2 separate regions of the Homo sapiens genome follow, and region 1 is linked to region 2. Evidence: chromatin loops called from intact Hi-C (ENCODE). Cell type or tissue: PC-3. All regions are shown on one strand. Each heading gives the region's core, and the rest is flanking DNA. Links, peaks and the distances in the headings are about the cores only. Region 1 overlaps OSBPL3 (oxysterol binding protein like 3). Region 2 overlaps OSBPL3 (oxysterol binding protein like 3).

Region 1 (5,381 bases), core at 61-5,060, 49 kb before region 2:
AAGACCCTTTCTGAATTGGCTCCTGCTTCCCTGTCTAGACTCATAGCTCACCACTCACCATTGAGACACAATTCACATATTATACAAGTCATCCGTTTAAAGGTACAAAATTTAATGGATTTTAGTATATTCAGAGTTGTGCAACCATCACCATAATTTTAAAACATTTATCACCCTCTAAAAAAGTTTGCACCCATTACCAGTCATTCCCCATACTGCCCGTCCATTCCCCTAATCCCCACCCACTAATTTACTTTATGCCTGTATGGATTTGCCTATTCTAGACATTTCATATAAGGGGAGTCATATAGTATGTGGCCTTTCGTGTCTGGCTTCTTTCACCTAGTATGTTGTTTTCAAGGTTAATTTCTGTTGTAGCATGTATCAGTACTTCATTCCTTTTTATTGCCTAGTAATACCCCATTGTATGTATATACCACGGTTTTATTTATCTATTTGCTAGCTGACGGGACTGGCATTTCTAAAAAAGTTTGATTCTAATGTGACCCTAATGTGTAGTCCAGAAGTTCCTTTGGGCCCTGTTCGCTGTTTTATCTTGGGGCTAGAACAGAACCTGGCACAAGATAGATGCGTAATAAACATTCAGATGACTGCAGCATTTTACTAAAAGTGTAACTCCTATTATGTTGCAGTCAGCAAAATGTGTTGTCGTTAAAAAGAGGTCCTCATAGTTGATGGTTTACCTACTGATTTGAACAAACGAACTGTTAAAAAGAGTCAAGGAACTTTGAACATGGCTGCAATGCTACAGTTTTTAGGATTTGCTTTGAAATAATCTGGGGGTGAGGAGGGAGTACAGAGGAAACAAGGCTGTCCGTGAGCTGACGATCGTTGAAACTGGGTGATGAATTCTCTATCTGTGCTGTCTGCCAGGCAGCCGTTGGTCGCATGTGGCTATTCAGCCTTTAAAATGTGGCTAGTCCTTACTGAGAAGCGCCGTAGGATAACACATACACTGAGTTTCAAAGATTTAGTATGAAAAATAATGTAAAAATACCTCAATTTTTAAACATCACGTGTTGAAATGATAATATTTTGAATATATTGTAATACTGTGTAATTAAAACTAACTTGTTTTCTTTTACTCTTTGTCTACTTAAGAAATTAAAATTACATCTATGGCTCCTATTACATTTCAGCTGGGCAGTGCAGTGCTATACTTTTGTACATGTTTGAAATTTTTCATCATAAAAAGTTTAGAAATATCAAAGTCATCTTTTTTAAAGTCTGGAGTATAATATTTTTTATAAAGGATTCCTCTGGTATGAAAGGATTGGGAAATATTGATTTTTTTCAAAGATGCTTCTTTGCAGAAGCTTGTGCAGGCAGGCTGTAGCCTTCCAATATCATTCCTGGGCTTATTTAAGCTATGTGAACATTTAAAAATTCTTTTATAATAATAAATGGAATAGCAGTGTGAAGAATTGCTTCTTTAGTTATTAATCTAAATGATTTTGTTTTGAAGTTGGTGATATATTTCCTTCATCTTGGAAAAATACAGAAGACTCACTGGTAATTTCCTTGTTCTTAGCCACATTGTTTGTACCCCTGAAATTGAATTTTCTCTGGACTTGGTTTATAACTGCCTCTACCTAAGTCTGTTGTTTGAGAGCCAGAATATGGTTGTTTCTAGATGCTCCAAGACCCCTTGAGTATGAGTGGAATATGATTCTTAGGGAATAATAATAATATTGTGTGGGTTTAAAGCCAAGAAGCAAATTTCTTTCATAAAAGTTTCTTTAGATGAAAATTATGTTGCTGTCTATATGTCTGTGTTTACTTATGAAAAAAATATCTGAGGTAATCAGCCCAGTTCTCTGAGTGGGTGTGGGCTGGATGAACAATCTTAGTGGAATTTTCATCTGTGATTTCTGAGATTGTGTGAGAGTAGATCTGAGTTAAAAAAATAGCTTAAATGTAAAGCAGAGCAGAATCAAATTGCAATGAGCAATCCAGTGTGGGATTGGCAGAGGATCTCTGACAGTTACTATAACTAAAGTTTGCTATTTTGTTTACCCTCTACAGTTAAAATACTAAAATCTTTATTTTTAGTATTGTGTGGGTCAGATACTTTCCTCAATGTAACATTTCTCCAAATATGTATTAAAATGTAGTACTTGTAAAGATTCCCACACTGGTTTCCTGTCTTGATATCAAATATTGTAATAGTTACAAGAACTTTAAAATTATAGTTTACATCTTATAAAACAAATATTTCTCCCTCCCCAAGTAATTTGTGGTGGACAGTCATCTGAAATGTTTAGAAGCTAAAGCTAATATATATATTTTAATCTACATATATGTATATATATGTGTGTGTATATTTATGTATGTATATATTTTTTAATCTCAGCAACTCTTATTAAATTTGAAGTAGATGCCTCCCTAGAATTAAAGCATGCGCTAAGATTTTTGCTCATACGTTTCACAAATATTTATTAAGCACATGCCATGTGCCAGACACCAGGCTGGGTGCAGGGGATGTGGCGATGAATTGAACAGATGTGGAACCTCCCTTCAAGGAGCTTACAGACTAGAAGGGGATATAGACATTAAAGAGTTGCAGAGAATTCATTAATTACAGTGGGGAGATGTGGCTCAAAGGGAATGAGTCTGGCTTTTAATTGGGACCCTGGAGAGAAAGGTTCCATTTTTCTGTAGGTTGTGATTCAGGTTGCTGAAGGAAGAGAAAAGAGAATGTGGCTGGGGAATCCTCAAAGGAGGATGAGATGAGCAGAGTCCTGCCCTTTTGTGTCTTTCTGCCATTGCTGGAGGCCATGTAGAACTGAGTGGGAGGAGGCCTTAACTCCTCTTTTGATTTGAGGTTTTGAATTTCTCTCTCTGATGCGACACACAGGTTTGTTTATTTGCTAATGGGAGTTGAATCCAAAGTTGAGTTTTTAACACCTTTATAGCAGAAACGCAATGATATCTAGCAACCTGTCCTCCAGCATAGCCCTGCATGTAGCTTAAAATAACTTGCTGGCTAGATTCTAGTGTAGCTTAGTTGTCTGGCATCTGAGGCAAAGTGGGTTAGGGGTATGTGAAGCCTAAAAGAATACAGGGAAGCCCACTTGGGTTTTTCTCAGGTGTAGGGCTGCTTCATGCAAATTCCTGGCATATATAGAATTAACTGAGGTTTCCTTCGGAGCTTGTTGGAGCTATTAGGGAATGGGAAACCATCCTTCCTTTGAAGGTGGAGGTAATTATGAATAACAGTGATAACAGTGGCAGCCAGTAGCTGTTGGGCGCTCTCCATGTGCCAGGCTAAGTGCTTTACTTACGCTACCTCGTTAGATCTTATCACTTAGGAAGTGGTTACTATCATTCCAGTTTATCACTGATAAAACAGAGGCTAGCGAGCAGTCACTTGCTGTTTGGTTTTTCCAACATCCCTTTACCCTTCCTGATTTCCATTTGAGAAGTCACTTCTTGCCTTTGGATATAGTCTGCTGGGACCAGAAGGAGGGGCCCCATTCCCCTCAGCTGTGGCCCTGTGAGCCAGGTCAGTCACATGCCTCTCTCTGGACTCTGGGTGTGGGAGGGTCATGGAGAGTCTGCTGCGAGATGTGTCATGGCCAGACCATCTGTGCATACAGCTTTGTTGTGGTGTAGCTTTCCATTCCACGGAGCTGTGCCCGGGCTTGCCTCTCCAGCCTCCTCTTAGTTCCTTGAACTGATTTGTTTTCTAATACATTTTCTTTGGCTTCATTTACCAAATTGTTTTCTGTTGCTTCCACCCAAAGAACCCTGGTTATCCAGGCTTAGAGAGGGCGAAGTAGTTTTCCTATGATCACGCACACAGCAAGTGGCAGAACTGGGGTACAGTCAGGTCTTTCGGCCTCTATTGCCAAGCCCTTGATTAGAGACCCCCTCTGTGTGCTGAACAGCACTGGACTGGCAGTCCGAGGATCAGAGGATGGATGTAGTTCCTGTGGTACCTGCCTCTGGGGCCTTGGGCCACTGCCTCTTTGAGCTGGACAGGGTAGACAGGATGAAATCTATACATAACTAGGTGACACCCAGTTTGAGAGGATTTTCTTGTCCATGAGACTTTTGGACACATTTTGCCCCGGTTTTCTAAAGGCTTTTACTTTGAGGTTTGAGGAACGGTCTGAAGCAGTGGTTTTCAAAGTGTGACTCCAGGAGATGTATCAGTGTCATCTAGGAACTTGTTAGCAGAACTTGGGTGGGGCCCAAACCCATGGAATTGGAAACTCTGGGGGTGGAGTCCAGAAAACTGGTTTTAACCCTTCAGGTGATTATGATGCACACTAACGTTTTAAGCCCCAGACATTTTCGTTTTATTAAAAACAATTTATTATGTACAAGGTGCTACCTAGAAGTAGGGAGCAGGCAAATGTTAATTAGCCACAGCCCCGACCTCAAAGAATATTCACTTCAGTTCGGGATATATATGTTTATAGCACTCCTCCTTCTCTCTACAATTGTGTTTTTTATATCTATCTATCTGTATCTATATCTCTATATATTGATCCATCTTTTCTCTACTTATATAAACAAGATATTAAAGTGCTATAGGAGCTCAGGAGGAGTGAGGGAGATGCTTTTGCAGAGAAGTTGAGTGTTTGAGACACATCTTGAAGGGCACATGGGATTGAGATAAAGAAAGGGATGAAGGGGCTGAGTGCGATGGCTCACGCCTATAATCCCAGCACTTTGAGAGACTGAGGCAGGCAGATCACCTGAGGTCAGGAGTTCGAGACCAGCCTGGCCGCGTGGTGAAACCAAGTCTCTACTAAAAATACAAAAATTAGCTGGGCATGATGGTGGGCACCTGTAATCTCAGCTACTCGGAGGCTGAGGCAGAAGAATCGCTTGAACCGGGGAGGTGGAGGTTGCAGTCAGCCAAGATGGTGCCACTGCACTCCCTAGACGACAAGAGCGAGACACCGTCTCAAAAAAAAAAAAAAAAAAAAAAAGAAAGGGACGAAGGGAAAGGTAGGAAGGACATTCTAGGCAGAAGTGGTAGGTTAGCTAGGATGAAACAAGGCATGACATTTTAAGAGTTGGTGGACTATCCGGTTTGATGAAGAGAAGGACTGTGTAATGGGAAAAGTAAATGGAGAGGTAGATTAGGGCCCAAGTGGTATAAGTCCTAAATCCCATAGTAACTCCAAAGACTATGCTGTAAACAGTGAACAAGGAGGTGACACGGTAAGAGCTATCTTAGCAGAAAGTGTTTTGGTGGTGACAGAGAAGGGCAGAGGCTGGGAGTATAGGCACAAAGTGATGAGACCTGAACTGGGATGGTCACAGTGAGAGGAGAAAAAAGACAAATAATATCAAAATACTGGAAAGTTAGAATGATAGCCCCTAGGAACTAGGGGTTGGGAGTA
Region 2 (5,381 bases), core at 89-5,088:
GAGAAGGATTTATTCCTCAGGAGTTAAACTTGAAAGGAAAGCCATCTTTGTAGAATTCCTTTGAGACATTTTAGTGCGTCTTGCCTCAAACAGGCCTGTCCACTGGCTGCTTAAAAGGAAGACAGATTTTATTATTAAATAAGAACCAGCAAGGAAAGATGGGGAAACTGTATTGGGTCTTTGAGTATTCCGGCTGGAATTGGGATATTTCTTCTTTTCTTGAAAAGACATCTGGCCACATGTATTATAGGCAGACATCACCCCCCAGTGTTCCAAAAACTCAGACAACAATAACAAAGTCAGATGTGCATGCCCGTGTCAGCCCAGAAGGCTAACCACCCACCCTCTACATGTGCTTCTGGGGTTGATGTTGAAGGGGCTGAGGGAGGTTTGTTATCACAGCGGTAGGCCTGTAAACAGTCTACCAGGATAATTTCTGTTTCAGCTGCTGGCTTTTTAAATCCAACTCTGTGCTAACATACATGGTGTTTAAAACACCTAATTCTGTGGTCATGTCATTTAGAAATCTTTAGTAACGTTTTTTGAATGTTAATTGTATGTATAGTTCCACTGGCTCTTACAAAGAGCAGAACGACATATAAAAATGATGAATTGCTATGCCTTCTCCCTTGTCTTCTTAGTGTATAAACACACAAAAAAGAAATGAAAAAGGGTAACAGCTATATATAGTTGACTCTTATTCTATCTAAAGAAGGGAAGACAAGCAGACCACCTGAGCCGGGACAAATGTGACTGCTAGGCAGAACCGTGAGCAGCTATAGGTCTAAGTATCTCAAGAATAAGGGAAACTTGTTGGGCATCTAACAGCCTTCTGATTACTGTCAGATCAGTGAGCTGCTCATACAGGCCTCAGGACAGCTGATTAAGTTGGAGATAATCAGTGTCACCCAAACACTTAAAAATGGAATTGGCTGTCTCAGAAAGTATGGGTAGCGAGTAGCCCATCAGAGTATCAGCAGCCATTAAACTCAACCTTGTACAAAGTGGGCAGGCATTGAGGAAATGTTTACTAAGTAAATGTCACCATAGCAATACCGGGAAGAAGCTTAGCCAGATGACGGCAATTCTTAGAACCAGTTCTGTGTAGGAATCCGTACTGGGTATCATAGCAATAGGAAAGTCACAAGTACAAAAGTGTATCGGAGTTAGACTCTTACTACTTTTTCGCTCTTTATTCTATTTGTTTTTTACGTAATATATCATCTTGAATATATTCTCATTATAAAAATGTTGAAAATACAGAGAACGTATAGAGGAAGAAAAAATCTCTTAGCGTTGCCACCCAAATGTGGCCTCCTATTATCTCCCTCGGTATTTTCTTGTGGTCTTTATTTTCAGTGTACATTTTTACATAGTTCTATGTACTTTTATATTCAGCATTTTTCTCTTAACCATAAATCTTTTTAGAGGTGATATTATTCACCACATGAAGTAAACGTATTTTGGTCTTAATTTGCTTAACTTTTCTTCTACTGTTGGGCATTGAGGTTGTATACACTTTTTCCTATTATAAACATTGAGTCCAAAGGTATCAATATTTTATAGAATTTTGTTAGTGATAGCCAAGTAGGTTTCCCAGATATTTTAACTTATTTATCCACAATATGTGTCAAAATTGCCAGTGCTGCTTCTCATTAGGTGTTGATATTTGAAATTGTTTTTCTAGATTTCATAAGTGAGAAATAGACTGGATCAGGTAAGAGAGGGTTGATTGGAGTGATGCAAGGGGGCAGCTCTCAGAGCCCCTGGCAGGCAGCAGGAAGCACTGCTGTGACACAGGAGGGCCTCCCACTCAGCAGACAGAGCCCCATGAAGATCTCTCTTCTCCCCACCCGGCCGCCCGCCTGCCCCACTGCAGCTCCGCATCTTCCTGGTCTCCTTTGGGTTTCTATTTGCCTGCCCCTGTCTCATTGCATGTGCGTGCTGTCTGTCTGCCTGTCTCTGTGCCTCACACTCTGTATTTCTCTGGGACTCCTGTCTGTCAATCTCTCTTATCTTTTAGTCTCTCCCTCCCTCTCTCTGCCCTGCCGTCCCATACTCATCCCTGCTTGCCCAGCTCATGGTTAAAAATAGCTGCCCTGGCAGTCCTACCCATCTACTGAGTTCAGTGGTCTTCAGAGTCTGCCTAGGTCCCTGTGTGTCTAACTTCGAAATACTTCCACGTTCTGAGGAAGGGAATCTGGTTGGCTCAGCTAGGTCAGCACAGTGGCTACCCTTTGTTGGGGTTACTCCAGTGGACAGGGAGACATGAGGCACAGACCTGGATGCTGATTCACCCTGAGAGTGGAAGAGGCTGGTTCTAGGAGCAGGTTGCTGAGGAGCAGAGACGCTCTTCTAGCTCTGACTCCCCAGTCCTGAGGAGCTCCACTCTGTAGAGAGAGGTCAACAGGCATGCTTGGGCTCCTCTGTGGGCCTAGTGATGGCCCTTTCTAGATAGATAACCTATTGTGATTGATGGAAACTATCTTCTAGGATTAGATTTGCTGTTCTGAACTGAGGAAGATTCGCTTAATTGGTTCCACCTCTGATTCTGTGTGTGTGTTGGGGCGGGGAAGTATGTAGTGGTTATAGTGTAGAGTATCTCTGATGGTCATGTTTATATGTTTTTTTCTTTTTCTTATTCTTTTCCTTTTTTTCTTCGACTGCCAAAACTGTAAGCAAACTTGCTTTTTTGTTTGTTTGCTGCATCGACCCTAAAGTAATAAGCTTGCTTTGGAATCAGAATTAGCCCTGTGGTTCTCCCTGAGAGGGTGGTCTGTCACTTTCACCAAGAGGGTGAGGGCAGCAGGGACAGGGTTGGACAGAGATCCTTGACCTGAAGCCTGAAGCAGGACTAGGGGATTACGTGCAAAGAACAGAGTTCATAGCAAGGCTGTGAAGCAGGTGGTCAGGCTAGAATGAGGTCAGACTGAGGACCAGGGCAGAGCTGGCAGGTCTGTGGAAGTCACAGGAGAACAAGAAGAGGGCATAAGGAAATGGAGGAAAGGTTAGGGAGAGCAGCCTGGCATTTTACACACTTCCCTTGGGGTTTACTGTAATGATGAATCACATAGTGCATTTTATGTATTTAATTGTTTAATGAGAAAGTCATGTTTCTAGAATCAAACTCTAAAAGCACCACAGTATCCACCGAAAACTTAATTTCCCTCCCACGCTGGTCACTCAGCCATACAATTCCCCTGAGAGGGAATTGTTCCCTGGTTGAGAATATCAAGGCACAAGGAAGCAGATTTGCTCAAGGTCACATTGCTGGTAAGGACAAGCCACCTTTCTAACACGAAAGTTTGTGCTCTCCCCAGTCCCCCTCACTGTGCCCTTCTAGGACTTTTTGTAACACAGTCCAGATAGTACAGTGCTTGTAGTTTGTATTTGTTAACCTTCTATTTTCTGTTTCTCACCTAAATAATGTCTTTTCTGAGGCCAGGCCAATCCTGTTAATCCCCGTCACACTGTATGTAAGTTACTTTACAGTATTTAAAAAGTAAATTGCATTCACAATACTAACAATGTTAGAAGTATAGAGATTCCACAAGCGTTTTTGAGGTGGCTGCTGTGTACCAGCCTCTTGGCTGGACGTGAGACATAAAGGTGGTGAAAAATTGAATCTGTATTGATCATAGATGTTGAGAAGCTGCCAAAAGTCACGAATCTACTTTTCCTAATCTACTTTTCATGTATCTTCCTTACAAAATACATTTTTGAAAAATCCAGCAATTTGGCTCTCTGTAAGAATGGAAGGTTCTTTAAAATCCCATAATGTGAACTCTTGTTTGTTTTCATTTCCAAATTAGCAGAATTGTACTGAGGTTAGAACTCTGGGATAGTACTAGGAAGCCAGGTCCTTCTCTCAGCCTTTAGAGATCCCTTGTTAAGGATTTATATGTCTCAGTGGGAGTAGGATGGGATTCCCAATGTGGACCACGCCCTGTATTTGCTCCTCAGTTTAGGGTAACTGAGAGGTACCCTAGAGGGTACACTGTTTCTACTTCCTGCTGCTGCAGCCAGGATGCTGCCACTTCTGAGCTACATTCTGGAGTTGACCTTGGAAGGCGTGTTTAGCTTTAAGTGCATTGCATAGGCCTCTCTGGGCTGGCCTGGGCACATGACCAAACGTCTATGAAAAAATGTGTTTTGAGTAGTGTCAAAGAGGTGATTTACAATTACCTTTTGGAACTCAGCCTCAAAAGTTGGGATTATCTGTGCTTGCCCTATTCATGTTGTTCTTTTGTCTGCAGACAATGCAGTTCAGGCTTTTCATTAGCCTATGTCATTCTTTGGATTCGTGATGGGTTGGTTTGTGTGAATATGGGTGTACATATGTGTATCTATTTTAGCCTACATCGTGGTATTTCTGAGAATTAGAGTTGTTGTAACTTTTTTTTTAATGTGGGCTTGAGTCACTGCTAAATGTAAAGCAAGCATATAGAGCAAAGATCAACCAATTGTTTCAGAGTTTGAAAGTCATTTTCATGTCACATCCAGATTAGGCTTTTAGTCATTCTGTAAAGATTTTCATTAGACCTTGGATTACACATAAATAAATGCTCAGAGATCTAAGCTGGTGCTGCCTCTTGGGATAGAAGAAAGCCTTTGGGATCTTAGAAGACCCCAGGTTCATTACTGGATATAATTGTCAACAACCTCTCAAGTGAGTTCTAGGATGACTAATGTGGCAGCAGGATTGACAAGTCTTATCATAATTTGTACAGGTGTTTCCATGTGTAGAAGTTGAATTTGACCTCTGACTTTTGCTGTTTAATTCTTTCATTTCCATGAGTTCACTAGATGGTATAGATTCAATAGGCTTTATATAGGCTGATCCGAAATCACAGGGTCCCATGTTGATTTTATTTGGTCATTTGTTTTCAACTGAGCTTGCTATTTTAAAGCAGTCTTGGTGGGGTTTTCATAACTTCCTTGTTGGAGTTTTCAAGGGATTTTTACATTTAGATATAATTCACATACTACAGAATTTACTCTTCTAGAATGTATGTCAGTAATATTTTTTAGTATATTCAGAGTCATGTTACCATCACCACTATCTAATGAATTTCTATCACTCAAAAAGAAACTCCATATTACTTTGTTTCCTTCTGCCTCTAGCCAGCCCCTGGCAAACATTTTTCTATTTTCTGTCTCTATAGATTTGCTTATTCTGGACATTTTATATAAATGGAATCATACAATATATGGCCTTTAAAAAATCTGTCCTCCTTCACTTAGTGTAATGTTTTACATGTTCATACATGTTGTAGCATGACTCACTATTTAATTCCTTTTTATGGCTGAAATAATATTGTGTGGATATTCTACTTTTTATTTATGTATTCAGTTAGTAGATATTTAGCTTTTTCTACTTT

The links. A loop is a pair of places that touch in the nucleus more often than their neighbours do. Peaks named below come from ENCODE experiments on the same cell type or tissue, not always from the same donor. Only the 100,000 strongest peaks of a DNase experiment are listed, where the experiment ranks them.
Region 1: it touches region 2 in a loop (2.7-fold over the local background); 18 of 110 quality-filtered maps call a loop at or near these places.

Annotation. Positions count from the first base shown.
Region 1 is chr7:24,969,688-24,975,068 of GRCh38, reverse strand. All of the region lies in intron 1 of OSBPL3 (oxysterol binding protein like 3), which reads left to right. Among named protein-coding and RNA genes, the nearest start is that of OSBPL3, 7.8 kb to the left of the region's middle. RefSeq lists an enhancer at 3,058-3,713. In PC-3, for the core only: no CTCF peak of the experiment used is centred there; no DNase peak of the experiment used is centred there.
Region 2 is chr7:24,920,226-24,925,606 of GRCh38, reverse strand. All of the region lies in intron 1 of OSBPL3 (oxysterol binding protein like 3), which reads left to right. Among named protein-coding and RNA genes, the nearest start is that of OSBPL3, 57 kb to the left of the region's middle. In PC-3, for the core only: no CTCF peak of the experiment used is centred there; a DNase peak (open chromatin) is centred at 3,026; H3K4me3 peaks cover 462 bases; H3K27ac peaks cover 2,709 bases.